Linked DNA regions of Homo sapiens: region 1 is linked to region 2. A link is a contact called in ENCODE Hi-C or POLR2A ChIA-PET data. All regions are on one chromosome and are shown on one strand. The core of a region is the stretch at or near the end of the contact, and the rest is flanking DNA. Distances in the headings are between cores, read along the strand shown. Region 1 overlaps COL16A1 (collagen type XVI alpha 1 chain). Region 2 overlaps HCRTR1 (hypocretin receptor 1).

The links. Hi-C counts contacts between places; a loop is a spot of excess contacts on that map. ChIA-PET counts read pairs that join two places held with the same protein, here RNA polymerase II (POLR2A). Pooled maps may share reads with other maps.
Region 1: a loop to region 2 is called in a pooled map, with 5 times the contacts of the local background. The contact joins two enhancer-like sites. A Hi-C loop is called at or near these places in 1 of 168 maps with a recorded cell type or tissue (posterior cingulate gyrus) and 1 of 50 pooled maps. POLR2A ChIA-PET finds 5 or more read pairs at or near these places in 3 of 52 experiments (GM10248, H1 and MCF 10A).

What each region holds. Positions count from the first base shown.
Region 1 is chr1:31,664,950-31,667,649 of GRCh38, forward strand. It overlaps COL16A1 (collagen type XVI alpha 1 chain), which reads right to left. Exons shown (of 71, transcript NM_001856.4): 52 at 2,626-2,679; 53 at 1,088-1,132; 54 at 933-986; 55 at 634-669; 56 at 223-285. Among named protein-coding and RNA genes, the nearest start is that of PEF1, 21 kb to the left of the region's middle. RefSeq lists enhancers at 852-1,391, 1,392-1,930, 2,471-2,700. Within about 2 kb of position 1,427, at least 8 of the 41 ENCODE cell types and tissues checked have a DNase peak (open chromatin) inside an H3K27ac peak, as active enhancers do.
Region 2 is chr1:31,626,736-31,629,435 of GRCh38, forward strand. HCRTR1 (hypocretin receptor 1) reads left to right here. Exons shown (of 9, transcript NM_001525.3): 9 at 55-878. The coding sequence ends at 245. Among named protein-coding and RNA genes, the nearest start is that of HCRTR1, 10 kb to the left of the region's middle. Within about 2 kb of position 1,321, at least 21 of the 41 ENCODE cell types and tissues checked have a DNase peak (open chromatin) inside an H3K27ac peak, as active enhancers do.

The DNA.
Region 1 (2,700 bases), core at 177-2,676, 38 kb after region 2:
GCATCCTGGGCCAAGCAGACATCCCGAGGAGCCCACTGGTCCACTGCAAGCCCTGTCGGCCTCCAGTAGTCACTGGGCCCATCCTGGAGGCCTCTTTTCCCAGCCTCAGTGCAACTGGGTCAGTCTTGGAATTTCCTGAAAGCCTGATGCTAGGGGTGGGACAGGGGCATGGGAGCTGCATGGCTCAGATCTGTGACTTTGCCAACCCAGGGTCCTGCTCACCTTCTCTGCTTGAGGGCCAGGTGGGCCAGGTGATCCAACTTTGCCTGGGAATCCAGGGGGACCCTGTATCAACAAAGGGGCAGGCAGGAATGAAAGTGGGGCTGGAGGGGGAGCTCCCCTTCTTTATTCTTCCTGTGCATGATGCACTGTTGTTAATGCAATTCATTTTGACTTCCTAGAAGCACCACTTGGGAGCATTACGTCTGCCTGGCCTGCTGGGCTGGGGCCCACACAAGAGGCTGGGCTCTCCAGGTCCTGGTTCCTGGAATCAGGCCTGGCCACCCAGGCCGTTCTCCCCTGCCTCTCCCCTCTTCTCCCCAGGACCATCCTACCCCAGCCTGGCCTGGTCAGGCCTGCCCCTCCCGATGAGACCACATCAGACAGAGCTGGCTTTGTGTCTTCTTCACTCACCGGTGGGCCCGGAAAGCCTGGCTGGCCTTGAAATCCCTAGGGTGAGAAGCAAGGGGCAGTGTGCTGTGCCACCCCCTCTCTCCTGCCTGGCTGCCCAGGTGGAAAGAGTGACGGGGGGGGCACCCTCAAACCCATGGGCTTTGCCCTCCCCTCTGCCCACCATGGCTGGCAGGTGAGGCTCTGGGCATGAGGTAGGTCACAACCCAAGGACAGGTAGGGTGGGGAGACTAGAGCTGGTGATCACCAGGGACCCAGCTCCTTCCCTGCCTCCCTGCAGCCAGGTCCCAGTCGTCACTCACCTGGTCGCCCTTCTCACCGGAGTTACCTTGGGGTCCTCGCTCTCCTCTGGGACCCTGTCACCCACAGAGAACAATGCAGCCGAAACCTAATCTTCCTGCCCTCAGACCCCAGGACAAGACCAGGACCACATCTCCCCATGCCCTCCTTCACTCACCGCTGGGCCTGGGGGGCCTGGGAGGCCTTCAGATCCTGGGGGGCCCTAAGGATACAAAGGAACAGAATCAGTCACTCCTCCTGGGGAGGTGAAGGATGAGGTAGGGGGATGTGACAGGGGACTGCCCAGAACAGAGGTGGCATGTGCTGGGAGGCCCCTGGGCTGGCAGGCCCCCTCTGCCTGATCTGCTCAGGCTTCCCTGCTCTTGCCCGAGCTACTGAACCAGCCTCCTAACTCGTCCTGCCACCTCCTGGCTCACTGCAAGCCAGCCAGCAAATGGCTGCCCTCTTCTCCTCCAGCATAGCTCTGATTATGTCACTCTCTTGCTCAAACACCTTATGCGGCTCCCTCTGCCTCTGAGTGGGGCGCACACTTTCCACCAACGCTGGTCTTTGAGGCAGCCTGTGATCTGGCACCAGCCACCCCTTCCCACTTCTCCTCCCTCTCTCCTTCTCATCTTCCGCCTTGCTCAGTCAGACTGCTGTTCTCTGACACACTCTATACCCTCACACCCCCAGGCCTTTGCACCCTTAGCACAGCTTTCTCTTCTACCTAGAATGCCCCCTTCCCCCCTTCCTAGGTCCCCTGAACCCTTGCCAAATCATCTGATGGCTGGAAGCTGTTCCTGCAGTGCCCCACCCAGCCTCTCCCTCTGGAATTCCCCAGTACAGACAGCCACAGGGATCCCTCCCTCCTGCTAGTCAGCTCTCAGCTCATATGCCACCTGCTCAGAGAGGCCTTCCTGCCCCTCCGCTTCGATGGTGCCCAAACACCTCTCCAGCCCCTTCCCCTGTCCCATTTCCTCCATGAGTCCCAGTCCTCATCGTTCCTAGGCACTTGTTTATTCATCTGGCAGCTCCCTCCCCCACGGCAGGGCAAGAGGGCAACTGCGCTCTGTTCATGGAGACATCCTCAGAGGGGAGCCTGGCACCCCACAGGCCCCTGAGAAATATCTATTACTGAGTAAATGCCTGATGGAGTTTGCTGAATCCCACTGGGGCCTCACTGAAACTGGTGAATCTGTAAGGCTGCAGTCCCAGTTTGGCTGATCCTAGATCTGAGGTTTGTGAGGTTTGTCACCAGATAGATGTGTGTTCAAGCCCAGGTTCCACCACTACCTCACTCACTAGCTTCAGGAGCCTGGGTGAGTCTCAGCTTTGTCACTCTGGGGGCCCCAGTGTCCTCATCTGGTCACAGCCCAACTCCTGTGCTCAACGTGGGGCCTGGCAGGCCTTGGCTCTGGAGGGTGGCTCTGGGGAGCTGGGGTCCACTGGGGGTCTATAATCCCAGGTCCTCCTTTGTAGGAGGCGGAGGAGTGCTTCTGCGGCTGCCTCCTGGCACCCTCCCCTTGGCAGCCCTGCGGGGATTCTCCTCACAGCCTCCACCTCCACAGCACCCAGCCTGTGCTGCAGGCTTGGGGGCAGGGGGGCAGCAGGGGTCACGATCCTCCCCTTCACAGGCTGCTGCCAAGTCTCCAGCCCGAGACTGTGTGGCTCCACGTGCAGCCCTGCATCCAGCCCCACGCCGCTGGGACTCACCGGCTCTCCTTTCTCTCCCGCTGACCCGGTGTAGCCACGCTCCCCCTTGATGCCCTGACAAGTGGCAAAGAGACA
Region 2 (2,700 bases), core at 71-2,570:
CCCTTCCTGCTGCATCTGTCTCCTTATGGCTGTGTCTTTTGTCTCCCAACCAAGGCAAATTCCGGGAGCAGTTTAAGGCTGCCTTCTCCTGCTGCCTGCCTGGCCTGGGTCCCTGCGGCTCTCTGAAGGCCCCTAGTCCCCGCTCCTCTGCCAGCCACAAGTCCTTGTCCTTGCAGAGCCGATGCTCCATCTCCAAAATCTCTGAGCATGTGGTGCTCACCAGCGTCACCACAGTGCTGCCCTGAGCGAGGGCTGCCCTGGAGGCTCCGGCTCGGGGGATCTGCCCCTACCCCTCATGGAAAGACAGCTGGATGTGGTGAAAGGCTGTGGCTTCAGTCCTGGGTTTCTGCCTGTGTGACTCTGGATAAGTCACTTCCTCTGTCTGAGCTTGTGTCCCCTAAGCAGGGTTGATGTGAGGATTAAGCATGCTGAAGCAAGTGGAAAGCTCCTTGTAAACTGTGAAGTGTTGTGGACATGATTATTGTTGTACTTCTCTCATTTGGCCATACCCCACAGTATAATCTGTCCCCATCCTCCTTCCAGAGCTTGGTCATCCTCCTAAAGACCCCTTTCCTACCCAATTACAGGCCTTCCCTGGAGTCTGCTCTAAAGGTCCCAACAGGCATTTCCATCTTGTTCCATGGCTCCCTGAAGCCCAGGGCTGCACTTGGCCAGCTGTTCTGATGCCTGTGTGAACTAATCTGGGCCCAGCCTTTCTCCAGCGGGCCACGAGCACAGCCCCACCCTAACCAGGTGCCAAGGGCACACACCACAGACCCGACCTTGTTGGCTTTGTGGTGTGATAAAACACTCTCCATGGCCACTTGGCAGAGAGGCCAGCAGCCCGAAGCAACTGTAATTAAAAGCCTGGCACTGAATGTTCCCTTTCCTTGTCATTGCACAAAATCTGTGCTGCTTAGGTTAGGAGCAGAAGAAGGTGGGGAAGCTGGGGGGAGGGAAGACAAGAAGGCACTAGAATGCTCTTATCTGCTGACCTCCCACCCCCACCACACGGGATCCCAGATGGACTCAGCCAGGCCTCGGCACACGTGGTGCTGCCTCCTCATGCGGTGCCAATCCTGTGACGCCGGGACCTCACCCCTCGACACAACTGTCTGCTCACAGGCCCAGTGGCCTGGGGAAGGTAAGGGGGGCCGGGTGGGCAGATAGCGGGTTAACAGGCTGATTTACTGTTATCTTCATCTTCTTGGAAACCAAGGCTTGCGCCTATTTTCTATGAACTCACAGGATAAAAAGAGAAAGCCACAGACTTGGCCAGACATGCTCCGTCTGCCACCGAGATTTTAAGGCTGCCAAAGGCCCTGAGCCTTGTTGCCAGAGAAGGACGTGGAGTGCAGCCTGAAGTGCTACTCTGCTGAGAGGAACAGGGACATCTGGCAGGGGCCAGCTCTGCTATGCATACCACCAGGTCTGCTTAACTTGATTAATAGAGCTGTGGGCTCCCTCTGACCTCAACCGTCAAGAACGTGGGCAGAGCCCTGGTGCTGCCAGGGGCCCAGCCCAGGAGTGTTGAAGCACTGCTCCTCCTAAGCACCCCGCTTTACCCAGAGCAGGTGGAATGTGTGGTCTAAGTATGCCACCTGCTCTCCACACGACTTACCAGCCCAGCTCTCTGTGGACGGGGCAGAGCTCTAGCTGCTGCCAGGAGGATGGGCTCTCCTGCCCATTCCACACTCCCACTGGCCTTAGGATCCAAAGCGGTTGGCACAGTGCATAGGTAGGCTTGGAGGTGAGTGTGCAGAATGAGGTATGAGGGCTGGCCCCCAAGCTCAGAACCAACCGTGCTTACAAGATCAATCCAGGTCTTGGGCTCCTCAGCCTCAGCTGAGCACAAAGGTGAGAGACTACAATTGGCACCATCGGGTTTCAGCAGACACTTGGTTCAGTGGGAACAAAGAAACAACAGGCGCTGCTCCTAATGGCTGCACGCTCTGCTGGCTGAACCCAGCACCATGGGGGGCCTCAGCCCTCCACTCTGGGGGACTCAGATAAACTGAAGAAAATTCAGGGGAGGTGACCAGGATGCCAAGGGCAGAGATGCTCAGCGAGGGACTGCTCAAGAGCCCAGGGCTATCTGGCCCAGGGAAGAGAGGACTTGGGGAAAATGTGGTATATAGGGTAGGCTCCACTATATAGAGGGTTGGCATGCATAAAGGGTGATGTATGTCCTGGGTGGCCCACAGAGAAAACCACAGCAAATGGTGGTGTCTTCAAGATGGCAGGATTTAGAATCCACATAAGGAAGATGTTTCTGCCAGTCATGGAGGAAATGGGCTGCCTTGAAAGGCACTGAGTTCTTTGCCTTTGGCGAAGCAGAGGCCAGACTCACATGGGGACTATGAACGGAATTTTAGCTCTGGATGGGGGCTGGCCTCTGGGAACTGGATTCCATCTAATGCGGGGATTCTAGCACTACAGCAGCCCAGAGGAGAATGCAACTGACCTGGCTAAGCCCGACACACTGCTGGGCCTCACTGACCTGCAAAACAGTCATAGTTACTTCCAACTACCCACTGCAGGGAGGAGAGCCCTGCACAGGGCCTCAGAGCTCTTTATCTCAAAAAGCCAAAAGATAATCACCATTACCCAGAATAAAGCCCCCTGGCAAACTAGAATGTCTGGTGTCTTTGGCTTTTGATTGAAATGTGGTCAGCTCATTAGAGACACTCGGTGTAGACT